Linked DNA regions of Homo sapiens: all the other regions are linked to region 3. Evidence: chromatin contacts called from ENCODE Hi-C or POLR2A ChIA-PET data. All regions are on one chromosome and are shown on one strand. Each heading gives the region's core, a stretch centred on a gene start or an enhancer-like site at or near the end of the contact. The rest is flanking DNA. Distances are from core to core; before and after follow the strand shown. Region 1 has its middle 17 kb from the start of CLLU1. Region 2 has its middle 36 kb from the start of LINC02397. Region 3 overlaps LOC105369896 (a long non-coding RNA gene). Region 4 has its middle 98 kb from the start of BTG1-DT. Region 5 holds the start of CLLU1 (chronic lymphocytic leukemia up-regulated 1).

Region 1 (2,700 bases), core at 37-2,536, 820 kb after region 3:
TCCTTTCAACTGAAATACGTGGCTTATTTACAGCTATTAATGATATAATAAACCCAGAAAATAATTAATGATTGCTTGCAAATTGAATTGGATTATACTAAACTGTTGGTTCCTCTGCAATACAGTAGCTTTACTTGGTCTTTATGAGCAAACTGTCATATGCTAGGCTTTCTTCACAGTTTGAAGATCTCTTTTGGTATAATTTAAATTCAGTTTATGAACTCTGGGCACCACCTCCTACAAAGCAAAGGAGAATGTATCCTTGGTTGTTTTTAACTTAAGGCAAGTTCATATGGGAATTACAGAGATGAAATATGACTACCAAAGTCCTCTCAGTGACAGGGGACATGAAAGCAGCAGTTAACCATACAGGAGAGGCTTGGCAGAAGTTAGGGGAGGAGTTTTCACATTTCCTTATATTAAATTTTGTGCCAGAACCAACCATTTAGGTGACCTAGAAGTGTGCAACTAAAAATTGATACTTGTTTTTTTGTCATAAAACAATATACCCCACTGCAACAAATTCAAACAATATACTCTATTATTATTTCTTTATTTATTTCTTCTGCTGACATAAATTGTTTGGGGGCAAGCTGAGAGAGTTTTCTTCAACAGAATTTTAGTCAAAACTACATTACACCTGCTACCAAGCAAAGCACTCTCAGGCTGCAGTTTCCCTAGCTGTCATGGATAGAAACAAGGTTATCACAGTGGAAACTATGCCCTTATTCAAGAGTAATTCACTTTATAGCAGCCAAGTCTCTAACTGCAGTCCAAGGATAAAGAAATCAAGAGCAGTGATCAGATGACATCCAAGGCTTGAAGCAGCTTAAAGATCTTCCAGCAAAGTCAGACTTTCTTGGGTGACTTCTCTCAAAGTCTTGGGGATTAGCTTCCAATGTGTTTCTATGAAAGGGAAATGTTGAGAAATAAAATAAAGTGGTGAAAGGTTAGGATTAAAGAGGATTTTGTTCAATGTTGAGCCCTGTGAAAATATCACATGTTCAGATGAATTTGAAAAAGTCCAGTAGACTCTTAGATAAAAAAGAAGTATGTGTAGATAGAGGTGGCTGGTCAAATGGAAGCATTAATACTGCTGAGATAGATGGTGACTGATTAAATGGAAGCAGCCACACATCCATTCATTTCTCTGAAAATTAGCAGCTGTTGGCTGATAGACACCTTTCCTTCACATGCTCTTGCTGAAGTGATAAGAAGTGAAAAGAGCTTGAGGCAGGACTATTTTGAGTTCCAGGCGATCTGTGTTGCTATGAGATCTGAGATTAGTGGTTAAGTTGGTGCCGGATGTCATCCAGCAGCTGATCATGAAACCTCTAAAAGTTAAGTTCATTTCTCAGAAATCATCTGAGCATGTGGGCTGTTCAAGAAGGTGATTGAATTGCTGTTTCTTGGGATTTCCCCACCCTCAGTCCAAGTGAACTAAAGGGATTAATGGCCTTGATCCTGTAAGCATTTTTTTTACGCACCATGTTAAAATGTAACATGTTCTGTCCTTTTGTTCGAGGAGCCACTAATTCAATTGTTGCCCAAAACTTTATGCTGATTACTTTGTAATTATACCAAAATACCATTTTAGCTTCTTATTAACCACTGAGTTAAAAGACATTTATAGAAGCATGAGATGTCAAAGTCAGGTGAATTAGTGAAAAGTAGGCACAAAAAGTTATGGGATTCATGTAGCCTGAAATTTACATCTGTGTAAACCTTTGGCAGTTTGGCAGCTAAGTCTGCAGCCTCTGAGGGTGGTAAATGGCAGGAACTATGCCCATGTGTGAATGGTAATTTGCATTCTATAGTTAGGAGTGCCTATTTAACTGCCCCTGGCACTATGTAATTTTCTGTGCCTCAGCTTACTCTTCAGTAACATGTGGTAGTTAGTAATATAGTACCTATGCCACAGCATGTTCCTCACATGTAGTATGTGCTCAATTAATATTAACTATTAGTATTGCTACTATCGTTGTTGCTATTACTACAGAAAAGGCCCATGCATCCATCTCAAATGACTCATACCAAAGACTGACTTTAGTAAAGAAGACCAGGAAGGTTAAGGATTAGCCTTCAGAGTCAGGCTTTCATAGTCACAAAGATAGTGATTGGGGGAGTAGTGATAATGGAGGAGCTATTAAGAAGGAACACCATTCTTGATCTGAAGAGACAGTACTTAGAACAAGTATTTCAAAAAAAGAATGCTACCGTTTCCTAGGTTGGTACACTGAGGCTTCTGGGGCTGGAATCTGCTTATTTATGAGATAGATTATGAGAATCATAGGTTTGTAAGGAGCCTTCAGGGTCACCTAGTTCAGCCACTGCTAGGTGAGTTTTCTTCAATAAGAATTTTAAACCTGCCTAAAGTGTTATCTGTGGTATCCACCCGCTTCTTCTGCCTTATCTTTGGTCTCCTTTCTTGTCCTTCTCAACCCCACACAATGTGTCAGCACACACAGTGAAACTCCCTGTCCAAAAGGAGAAAAGGCTAAAGGAATTCACATTGAAACAGTTGTGCTAGGCTTCATCCCAAGAATGTGTGCTGGTGTATGTGTGTGTGTGTGTTTTTAATAACTTTTCAAAAATAGAAAAAAATTTCCTAAATATCAGCTTAGTAATTTTCCCTGACACTAGTCATTTATAATGCCAGGGAAAAGACATTTACACTAACAAATGAGTCTTGATCACTCT
Region 2 (2,798 bases), core at 214-2,713, 920 kb after region 3:
ATAGGAATAAAGATTTTTGAGCAAAGAGTTGACATGATTGCAGTCTTGTTGGGAAGATTTATGAGGTGTCTGTTTACATCAATGTGAATTACCAGGGAAGAGACCAAAGGAAGAAGGGCCTATCAAGAAGCTAGCTCAGGCATATGATGATAGGAGTCTAAACTGAGTGGTGACAACAAAAATGGAAAGAAAGAGAGGAATGAGAGTAATTCCTCCAGGAACGAGTCATTAGGGTTTGGTGACTAGATTAATATAGGCATACGGAAGGTGAGGTTATGAAGAGTAAGTCTAAATAATTATAAGAATGGTGCTACAATATGGCCAGGCGCAGTGTCTCATACCTGTAATCCCAGCACATTGGGAGGCTGAGGTGGGTGGATCACGAGGTCAGGAGTTTGAGACCATCCTGGCCAACATGGTGAAACCCATCTCTATTAAAAATACAAAAATTAGCTGGGCGTGGTGGCACGTGCCTGTAACCCAGCTACTCAGGAGGCTGAGGCAGGAGAATCGCAGGAACCTGGGAGGCAGAGGTTGCAGTGAGCCGAGATCACACCATTGCACTGCAGCCTGGTGACAGTGCAAGACTCCATCTCAAAAAAAAAAAAAAAGGTGCTACAATAAACAGAATAGGGAAGTCAGCAGAAGGACCGAGTTTGAGTGAAGTGAGTAAGATGAAAGAAGATGAATATCAATCATATAAGTTGGATTAGAGGTAACAACATTGAAAGTGAATGTGTAGCTAGAGAGCAGAAGGGGCCTTAGCCAAAAATAATGATTTGAGGTTCATCTGCATAGAGGCAATAGGCAATTAAAATCCTGAGTGGTGGAATCCCACCACTTTGGGAGACTGAGGCAGGAGGATCACTTGAGCCCAGGAGTTCAAGGCCAGCCTGGGCAACATAGTGAAACCCTGACTCTGCAAAAAATGAAAAAAAATTAGCCAGGTATGGTGGCATGTGCCTATAGTCCCAGCTACTTGGGAGACTAAGGCAGGAGGATTGTTTGAGTCCAGAAGGTCAAGGCTACAACAAGCTGTGAATGCACCACCGCATTCCAGCCTGAGTGACAGAGTAAGATCCTGTCTCAAAAAATAAAGTAAAAAAATTAATTAATTAAAAAAAATAAAATATTGAGAGTTTGTAAGTTTCTAAAGAAGGACACAAAAGAGCAGTGTTACAGATGCTACTTGTTTCCAACATCCATTCCCCATCTTGACCTCCCTAACCAAATTCCCATTTGGTTCAGCTATACCCCACCTCCCTTCAGCCATGTGCTTCCCTCAAAGGTGTTTCCAGATACAGAGAGTGGATCCTGAGCAATCTAAGCCAACAGTGGTCCATCCCATCTCTCTCAGGAATGTGCACAGGACACAAAACTAGGTAATGAGACAGAAGTAAAGAGCCTAAGGAGGCAGATGGCTCCCCTGTGCCCCTGGACATTGTCCTATTTCTGTCCTAACTCAAAACCTGGAACTGCTATGCCATCCTCCGCCTCTGAGAGTCAGGCTTCATTGAGCAAAATCATCCCTTGATACAATGAGGAACCATGTCTCTGAAATTACTCAAGAACAACCAAACCTCTGAAATCAGTTTCAAACATCTAAAAACCAGTGAAACACAAAAAAGCCTTAGTCAGAAGCTAAGGAAGACAAAAAAAAAAAAAAATTAAGTTAGGTTCTAAACCAGGTGTCAGGAAAGTGAAAAGAAGCTGGAGATTTTGACAGAGCTTAGGACATGCTGGGGTGAAATACCCAAACAGAGATAAAGTGAACGAGACCTAGGAGACAACATTTGGAGGCAATAATCTTTTCTGACCAGCAAATTCAAAGAGCTGCTCTTCACGGGATTCCTGAGGTGATTCTAGGGACAGCAAAAGGTTATTTCTGAACTATTACACACATTCTCTTTTTTAAGAGAAATACTCACATCGACAGGGCAAGTCATTCCAAAACCAGCCTCGATACAGCTATTACTCAGATTCACCTTGTCAGTATGAAAATATGGGTTGAAATGGACTTTGCTACTTGAAATTAAGTGTGATCACACTCAGTAGCCAAGAGAAGCACTCCAATCCAAACTGCAATTATGAGAGGCTGGGAGCCACAGGGAGTGGGGTGTAGCATTCAGAAAAAGAGAAGGGGTTCATTCTCTGGGATTTTCCCTGTTTGCAGCCTGAATCCCACATGAATGTTCTTTCTCTTCCGTCATTCGTTTTTCCTGCGTTCAGCATCCTCTTCTCACTTCTCCCTCACAGTTATCTCTCCCTTGGAGAGAGTAATCTGGACCCTTGGGTGACAGTCATATGTGGCTTTCACGAGCTGCTGGAATTAACTAAAACTCACTCTTTCCCAATAAATCTCCCCTGAGCCGACACACAGCAGCTGCGAATTCCCAGCATGGGCCTGGACAAAATGCTAAGAAAAACTGGCTGTGTTCCTGAATCTTGCTCGTCATTGGTCCCCAAGAATCCTGGACATTGACACCCAGATATTCCAAAACGATTTGTGCTTTTCCAAGCTCGGCTCTTTACTTAACCTGCCTTGAAGATTTGGCACTATAATTTCCCAGAAGTGCAGGCTGGGCTTGTTTTGAGAAAAGGTGAAATGGACAAGAGACAGAGTTCAGAAAATAGTGATTAAATACAAACAGCACCAGCTATTAAGCAAGAGTCAAGGCCAGGAAATGCAAATAAAATTGCCGAGGGTTGTTTAGACAGTGGCCACTCAGAAGGAGAGGTAATATTTGGTTGTAAAGTGAGGCCACAGACATCTTTTCTGATTTAATGAATTTGTGATA
Region 3 (2,896 bases), core at 193-2,692:
TTTTAGAGTCACAAACACACACCGCTCATTATATTAGAAACTGAAACTCTAACCATTTCAGTACTGCTCTTCACGAGGGTTAAGATATTGATTTTGTTGTTTAAAAAAACAAAAACAAAACAAAGCAAAACAAAACAAAAATGACCTCCTTAAGATACTGACACCTAGGTTTAAAGGAAAAAAGTGCTGCAAACTTAGAGCTACTTAAGATAATGGCTTCTAGAACTGAGTTAAGTTGAATACAAATGAAGTCAAGGAACAGTTCTCAGGATCGTGCTGTATTTAAATTAGACCTACTGGCATATTTAATGTTTGAATTGTAATACGCACTGATATCCTCTAGAGGGAGAATGAAACAAGAATAGGCAAATTATTTATTTTAAAAAGTGGGTGAATTTGAATAATCCTGAAAATTGTCCCGTAACAGAAAGAAGTCATTTAACCAAATCTGTCATAAACAAACCACAGACTGGTTAATTTTATTGTGGTATATTTTCTAAGTAGCTGAATTAGCTTCTATAATAAAGACCCTATTTTTAGTTTTCTATTAATTTTGAATTAGAAAAAAAAGCTACATGCACACACCCACAAAATTTCACCCACTTTACTACTTATAAATTGCAAAAACGTCTATATTATAGCGTAGATAATGACCTGCTTAAAACACTTTCTAAAAACTGTGCATTTCATTCTTAGTATTCATAAAATAAACACAATGCCCATCTACCCAAATATAATGTGACACAGCCTAAGAAAAGGAGGCATTCTGCAAAGCAAATTACCAAAGGCTACATAAAATACTTCATAAGGTTAAATATCAGAATAATTATTCCTCTTCCCGTCACAATTTTCTTAGGATGGTCAATGTTCTGCTAAAATCATCCAATCTTTTAACGTTTGGAGACCCAGAGAAAAAGCACCAAAATAAGTGTTTATGTGCATTGTACAAGAACTGAAATCCAGGTAGCTTCACTGTTATTACAGAATCTGAAGAAATAAACATCCCACAGAGATGAGATCACTATCTCCAGAAATAAAGGTTTCCAAAAGAAAAACAATTGTGAAAGGAAATTATCCTCTTTACTAACAATATGGTGATCAGCCATTCCCGCTTTCTCCTGATGATGAGGTGATGTCACCGGTCAGAAGCACTGGCCTATTTTCTGTACTGCCTATGGTGGGTTGGATTGGATGAAAATAAACATCTTACATAACAGGCCGGCTGTGCTCTCTGTCTTTTTTTTTTTTTTTTTCCAAAGAGATTTTCCCAGCATGAATTCAGTGTGTACAATTAACATTGGCCAAATTTCAGCTGAAAAATCTGTTAGGTTTATAAGCAGATTCACAAATACAGCTTATGTATGCTGCCTCCCATTCCTCTACTAGCCTAGCTCCTTTTTACGCACACACACACACACACACACACACACACACACAGGCACACACACAACACCACCACCATCACCACTGACATCACCTCACCCCCACCACCTCCACCCCTCCTGTAATCAAAACAGCTTTCTACCAACAGAAAAGGGACAACAGGCAAGTTAAAATTGAAATTGGTCTTTGAACAGCAGAAACAAAATAGAAGATTGCAGATTAGAGCCATTGTCTTGTCCCAGTAATATAAACCAGACCCCCCTCAGTGCTTATTTTCTCAGAATTGAAGAAGATAAATCAAAGATTATGAGCCTAACCAAAAAGAGGCATCCTTATGCTAGTGGCTTTTACAGTCATAAAAAGAGCAAAGCCAGAAGTGAGTATTTTCAATTGTCATTTGTAATAATTAGTAAAAATACTGCAGTTTTCTGTCATAAATCCTGTTGTACGTGGAGGGATTTATTAATCTTTAAGCTTTGGTATTTATTGTAGACGCTACTTATACAGAGGAAACATAAAACTAAAGGACTCAGCTTGATTTTCCTAATTCCTGAAGGTAGAATAAAATCAGAGATGCCAAAGATCTGAAAGAAACATGTGCTTGAACAGCCTGGATAGAAGCTCATTTAAAATCAGCAATATAATTCACAGTGGGGTTTGGATGGAATACTTTAACTGACCTAGTGGTCTTAGTTTCAGAGAAAATCCGTCATACAGTCTAAACTTAGTAAATATCTGAATATCTATCATATGCCTAACAAATGGCAAATATTGATTAACTTAAATATTATAGAGTTGAACTTAGATGATGAGATAATTCTTTGCATTGTTAAGCAATAAAAAACATTACTAATTTGTAGGCCAAGACAGAAAAATGATTCAGAGTGAATGCAAAGGAGATGATGAATTAAGATGATCTGATCCTTCCTGTCATAAAAAATAATCACCATTTTTCTAACCCAAATAAGAGCCACACTGAAAAGGGCTGAAATGCAGCTCTCTTTTACTTGGTGCATATACTTAATGTCAAGTCAAGAAAGCCAGTCCTGTACCTGTATATGCCTTACTGTGTATCCATTTACAGTTGCTGATCTATGTTTACAGGCTACTCTATCTCTTAGAATGTGCTTCAGTATGTTATATATGTACTTAATATATACCAGTAATACCCATTTGTTTGAAGATAGAATATGCATGTGAAGAATTAGCTGTAATATTTTGGAAATATAATTAAATTTGCATTCTAAATACTTGCATTTAAATCTCAGCTTTGATTGTTACTGACAGTAAAACCTTAGACAATTAATTGTGCTTCTCTAATCTTCAGCTCCCTCATCTGTAATGTGAAGACAATTATGTTTTTAAGAGATGTTGGGAGGAAAGAAAGAAAACACGTACAATGGATCCAACACAGTGCACAGCAAATAGTTGAATATCCATGTATGTGTGTATATGTATGTGTATATATACATAACTTTGAATGATCAAAGCAATATATATTCATTGAGTAATT
Region 4 (2,811 bases), core at 55-2,554, 660 kb after region 3:
GTTCTTAGCAAACTGCAGGTCACAGAGTAGGTGCTCAGTAAATGGTAGCCATAGAACTGACAACAGTAACAACAAAAGCAGCAACATAATTGTGACATATCATATCCCTGGGGATACTTTCAGCAATATTCTTACACAAGGCTTTCTGCCAAAGCTGTGGAGGCTTCCAGGCTTCAGCAATAATCACACAGCTGTTGCTGATGAGAACTCTGTGTCACTGAGCTCAGAGGCTCCTCATTATGAAAGCTCCTTGGCATTGCAGAGAACTGACTAGCAGGCCTCCATCTTGCAAGTGTGGTCCTGCACGTCTCTTGAAAACACTGCTCCAGGCCGGGCGCAGTGGCTCACACTTGTAATCCCAGCACTTTGGGAGGCTGAGGCAGATGGATCACCTGAGGTCAGAAGTTCAAAACCAGCCTGGCTAAAATGGCGAAACCCCATCTCTACTGAAAATACAAAAATTAGCCAGGCATGGTGGCACACGCCTGTGCTCTCAGCTACTTGGGAGGCTGAGGCAGGAGAATCGCATGAACTTGGGAGGTGGAGGTTGCAGTGAGCTTACATCACGCCACTGCACCCAAGCCTGGGCAACAGAGTGAGGGTCTATCTCAAAAAAAGAAAAAAAGAAAGAAAAACACTGCTCTGTCCCAAGACATTTTTCCATAATCTTTTGAATATGATACGATTCCTGTTTTTTTCTGGTGGCTTGAAATGGCATGCTCTGTCAACATATTCTTTTCACAGAAGCTGATTTTGTTTCATTTTTCTTTGTGTCTGCAAACAGAATATGGTTTTAATCTCCCACAGGACTTGTAATTATCATCTTAAGCTTCTAAGTAACCATACTATTGCATCTCTATATCATGTCAAGTAACCAGTTTGATTCATGTTTTAATGGAAATTGTTTAGTTATCATGTAGTCAAATTTACAGAATATATTAGTGATTTGGGGACATAGGTTTTAGAATCTCTAGAATGAATCCCCTATTCCTTAAGTGGAATGAGAAAACCATTGGTCAGCCACCAAATATAACTCATTTCTTCCACTTTTCTCTATTTCCATTATTCCATCTCCATATTCCAAATCACCATTATTTTTCTTCTCATAATCAATTTTCCACCCTGCTTAAAACATCCAATGCCTTCCTGATGCTCTTAGAAAAGAATCCAAATGCCTGTCCATGAGCTTTTATTTTCTTCAGAGAACTTACGTCTAGCTGTAATTATTTATCTGCTCTCCTGTTTATTTTCAGTTTCCCCTCCTGCCACTGTTCCTGCAGATTTCAGCTCCATGGGAGCAGGAATCTTGTTTCCTCACTGAACATTATGTTCTCAGCTCCTGGAAAAGTGCCTGTTACAGAGCAGAAGCTTTCAAAAGGCTTCAAGGCCATCTTCAGGCAGGATGTAAAGAGTAAGCTGCAAGCTTTTAATTTACAACCTAGTACCATGTTTACTGCATTCCGATGTTTTTCTCCCAAAGCCCAATAAATGGTTTTTAACTTTGTTATGTTTGTGCCATAACCACTCCGAGTGGTCTAGTGAATCCTATGAATTCCTTTTCTAAATAATGTTTAAATGCATAAAATTTTGTAAAAACAGGATGACAAAAGAAGGCAACTGCTCAGGTACAGCTATCAAAATACTTAAAAATTTCAGAGCTTCTTTATCACTGTGTTGAAGAACAAGCTCTAGCGGAGGGCCTAAAACCACTGTTATTTTCAGACTACAGCAGTTCATAAACAATATTTTGAGATGTCTGTAACAATTGTAATAAGATATAAATAAATCTGTGATTTCTGCTGGTGACAAAGTCACAGGTACAGCTGCCACTTCTGGGGCTTGTTGCCTTTCTTCTTAGTTAAAGAAACTGACAAATTTCAATTAGAGGTTAATAAAAATGCAGATGTAATTTTTTTTTCATCCACATTGATAGATCTCTTGGATTCTATGCATAGACCTTGGTGGTTCCCTGGGTCTCAGGTGAAGGGACTTGAACTGAATGTGAGAGAATGTGTGTTCAGGTGTGCATTTCTGTGCATCGTGGCTATAAGCGCATTCTCAGCCATGGTGCTCACCTTGGATATTGTCTGCCACCTCAAAAATGATCCAAGACCTTTTTTAGTTACTGGTGTCATTTATTCATTTGTATTTCAAATACTGGGAAAGAAACACAAAAAAAGCTCACTTATGATTCCATCATTAAAAAAATATATAAACCAGGTGAGAATCACCTCTTTCTAACCACCTTACCTCCTAAAGATCATCACTGTTAAGAACTGATGAATATAATGCATGATTTAAAAAGCAAAATAGATGTGTGTGAATGTGTGTGTGTGTGCACCCGCGCATCAAACATATATCTACAAGAATGAAGTGATATTGAACAAATTCATTTACTCTTGGCTTTTTGTCACTTAATATATGTTAGACTTGTTTCCAGATTACATTTTATTTTTTTAATGACTGCTTGATATTCTTTTGTATGATGCACCACAATTTATTGATATTTTCTAGTAAGTGCTTTTATTTGCCACCACACATAATGCTACAATGAGCATCCTGTATGCATGCTTTTCTGTATCCTTGCTAGTATTGTACAAAATAGATTCCTAGATGTGGAATAGTTAGGTCAAGGAGTATGTTTACTTAAGATTTTAATATAGATTACAAATTACTGAAACAAAAAGGTATTTAATTTACATTTCAATAAGAATATCTATTTCCTAACTCTCCTACCAAAACTGGAGATATATACAATTATCCACCCATCAAATTGGCTAATACATATTTTAAAAATATATAACATATATA
Region 5 (2,700 bases), core at 171-2,670, 840 kb after region 3:
ACATTTTATTTAAGAAAAGCAAACAGATGGGCCTGCTAACAATGTCAAAGTCTCGTTTACAAAGAAAAAAACAAATCTGGAACCTGAAGTCAAACGAGTTCAAAATAAAAAGCAAACCAATAAACAGAAACCAACATAAACAGAAGTTACTACCATCTCCCTCAGCCTGTGAAATTCTGGAACTTCTCTTTCTTTCTCGCCTTCTTCTTCTCTCACCTGGAAGACGAGCAGAGTGAACACATCAGGGGTTGTCAGTTCCCCAGATGGCACCACATTCATAAACCACCGACTCCAGGAGAATGTAGGAAGCTTAGTTAAGGCCAAAGTTCTCTTTGGATCTTCCTCATGGGCTTCAAGGCAAAAGAAAAAAAAGTTTGCTTGAGAATATCTTCATATCTATTAGTTTGAACCATGCAAAATTACAGTTTTTATAGGTAAAATGAGTGCATATTGGCAATTTCAAATGATTAACCCTAATACATTATGCTTTTGGGTATAGAAATATTCAGATCTTAAACATATGCTGTTACATACAAAATCAGGTATATTCCTGCTTCTATAATTAAAGCAAAGAGAATTTCTTTTGGTCACTACTCCTTCTGACATGAGGTATGAACCAAGTTCAGGACCCCTAAAGGTCTGGGTCTGGGTCATTTCTCCACCTCTAACTTGTGCCGCTTTCTTGGTCAGTCATTGTGTTCTGAGCTGTCTCATAAAACATCTGCTATGACTTTACTTTCTCCTGATAGGGTGGCTTTCCATCGTTGGCACTTCGTTGGCCTTATTGGTATGCTTTATACACTGGTTCTCGTTTCCAAATTGGCATTATTATTGTTATGATTCCTGCTGCTCTCCCACATTTCCCATCTTTCTCCTGATCTCTCTCACCTGTACATTTCTTACATTTTCTCCTGTGCTTCCTTCTTCCCATCATCATTGCCCAAGTGTGTCTTCTTTCTTCTCCTTGTCACATTTCCTTTGCCCGCTCTCACATATGCAGAGATGGCTCTTGGTTTTCCTTCTGAAATCTCATAGTTTGGAGGTAAACTTGTTAGCAAGGCCACTGAGAAGAGAACAAAAGGGAAACATAAGAGAAACCAAGTCACTATCTCTCTCATTTCCTGGTTTCTAGAAGTAAGACCCAAAGAACTCACTGTTTCAGTGCTTTCAGCTCAGGCCAAACTAGGGTGATCAAACTGAGCTTCTGAGTGCTGATCAAAACCTATAAAACCAAGTAGACAGACCATCTACAAATCTTCACTGTTAAATACCATAAAGAATGAAAAGGTCACTAATTGGTAAGACTATATGTGTGATAATTAAATTTATGCATCAACCTGGCTAGGCTAAAGGATGACCAGGTAGCTGGTAAAACATTATTCTGGGTGTGTCCATAAGAGTGTTTTCGGAAGAGATCAGCATTTGAATTGGTGAACTTAGTAAAGCAGACGGCTCTCACCAATAAGGGCAGGCATCATCCAATCTGTCGAAAGCTTGAATAAAACAAAAAGAGGAAGGGAAAATTTGCTTCTTTTCTTCTTGATCTAGTATATCATCTTCTCCTGCCCTTGGATGTGAGTGGGCCTTCAGACTTAAACCAGGAGTTACACCTTTGGCTTCCCTGGTTCTCAGTTCTTTGGACTTGGACTGAATTACACTGCCAGGTTTCCTGGTTCTCCAGCTTGCAGATGGCAGATCATGGGACTTCTTGGCCTCCATAATTGTGTGAGTCAATTTCCATTTTATTTACATATCCAGTTATGCATTGCTTAACAATGGAGACAGGTTCTGAGAAATGCATTGTTAAGTGATTTCATCATTGTGCAAACATCATAGAGTGTAACTACACAAACCTGGACAGCATAGACTACTACACATCTAGGCTACATGGTGTAGCTTGTAACCTCATGATAAGTATGTATAACATCATGATAAGTATGTATGTATCTACCATATCTAAATGTAGAAAAGGTACAGTAAAAATATGGTATAATCTTATGGGATCACCATCATATATGCAATCCTTTGTAGACTGAAATGTCATTGTGTAGTGCATGACTGTATACGCACACATACACAAACACACACAAATATACTATTGGTTCTTTTTCTCTGAAGAGCCCTAATACAATATGTTATACATTTATATTGACTCTATTTCAAAATTTATGGTTTTGGTGAAACATATGTGGAGATGGGGCATAGGTGTGTGAACTGGGATAGTGTCCTGCTGATGAATGGGTGGGAGGCATCATTTGGGACAAGCCCAGGGCATCAGCTTATAGATATCAAGAGCTCAACAAGAGCACTTTATGGCAAAACCTCCCACAAGACCTCTCAGAAGTTGAGAAACTGCTAAAAGTTTCTTTATGACAGATGACATTTATGGATAAAATAGGGATTAGCAGGATTCTTTAAATACTTTCGAACACTAACCTTCATTTCTACCAGGCAGTGGGGCCCCAAGTGCAGGGCCATAGGAAGTACAAGTCTGGGAGATACTAGGCTGCACTGTCTGTAGAGAATCTGAAAAAATAATAGAGTCACTGAAATGCAGTTTGGTATAATTATTGCCATGCATCATAATTCTAAATCATACTAGTGGTCAAATACTCTTCCCTGAAAAAACATTTTCTTGGTTTGAATTCTAAATAATTGTTGTGGTCACCACTGAGCTTTTAAATATATAAATACTTTCAA

The links. A loop is a pair of places that touch in the nucleus more often than their neighbours do. ChIA-PET counts read pairs that join two places held with the same protein, here RNA polymerase II (POLR2A). Pooled maps may share reads with other maps.
Region 1: a map of mammary epithelial cell shows a loop between it and region 3 (10-fold over the local background). The contact joins two enhancer-like sites. A Hi-C loop is called at or near these places in 6 of 168 maps with a recorded cell type or tissue (CD4-positive, alpha-beta memory T cell, CD8-positive, alpha-beta T cell, endothelial cell of umbilical vein and 3 more), 9 of 37 single-sample maps with no recorded cell type and 14 of 50 pooled maps.
Region 2: a loop to region 3 is called in a pooled map, with 4 times the contacts of the local background. The contact joins two enhancer-like sites. A Hi-C loop is called at or near these places in 2 of 37 single-sample maps with no recorded cell type and 10 of 50 pooled maps. POLR2A ChIA-PET finds 5 or more read pairs at or near these places in 1 of 52 experiments (WTC11).
Region 4: a map of heart left ventricle shows a loop between it and region 3 (6-fold over the local background). The contact joins two enhancer-like sites. A Hi-C loop is called at or near these places in 4 of 168 maps with a recorded cell type or tissue (heart left ventricle and heart right ventricle) and 7 of 50 pooled maps.
Region 5: a map of PC-3 shows a loop between it and region 3 (6-fold over the local background). The contact joins the promoter of CLLU1 here to the enhancer-like site in region 3. A Hi-C loop is called at or near these places in 2 of 168 maps with a recorded cell type or tissue (PC-3 and natural killer cell).

Annotation. Positions count from the first base shown.
Region 1 is chr12:92,402,690-92,405,389 of GRCh38, forward strand. No RefSeq gene overlaps it. Among named protein-coding and RNA genes, the nearest start is that of CLLU1, 17 kb to the right of the region's middle. RefSeq lists cis regulatory regions at 989-1,522, 2,153-2,602 and an enhancer at 1,311-1,560. Within about 2 kb of position 1,287, at least 7 of the 41 ENCODE cell types and tissues checked have a DNase peak (open chromatin) inside an H3K27ac peak, as active enhancers do.
Region 2 is chr12:92,501,173-92,503,970 of GRCh38, forward strand. No RefSeq gene overlaps it. Among named protein-coding and RNA genes, the nearest start is that of LINC02397, 36 kb to the left of the region's middle. RefSeq lists an enhancer at 1,656-1,905. Within about 2 kb of position 1,464, at least 6 of the 41 ENCODE cell types and tissues checked have a DNase peak (open chromatin) inside an H3K27ac peak, as active enhancers do.
Region 3 is chr12:91,577,754-91,580,649 of GRCh38, forward strand. The region is part of intron 1 of LOC105369896 (a long non-coding RNA gene); the gene reads right to left. Among named protein-coding and RNA genes, the nearest start is that of LINC02823, 250 kb to the left of the region's middle. Within about 2 kb of position 1,443, at least 3 of the 41 ENCODE cell types and tissues checked have a DNase peak (open chromatin) inside an H3K27ac peak, as active enhancers do; they include PC-3, where a contact is called at or near this core.
Region 4 is chr12:92,242,892-92,245,702 of GRCh38, forward strand. No RefSeq gene overlaps it. Among named protein-coding and RNA genes, the nearest start is that of BTG1-DT, 98 kb to the left of the region's middle. Within about 2 kb of position 1,305, at least 5 of the 41 ENCODE cell types and tissues checked have a DNase peak (open chromatin) inside an H3K27ac peak, as active enhancers do.
Region 5 is chr12:92,420,111-92,422,810 of GRCh38, forward strand. CLLU1 (chronic lymphocytic leukemia up-regulated 1) reads left to right here and starts at 1,421. Exons shown (of 2, transcript NR_027933.1): 1 at 1,421-1,725. CLLU1-AS1 (CLLU1 antisense RNA 1) reads right to left here. Exons shown (of 3, transcript NR_144319.2): 2 at 904-1,063; 3 at 1-350.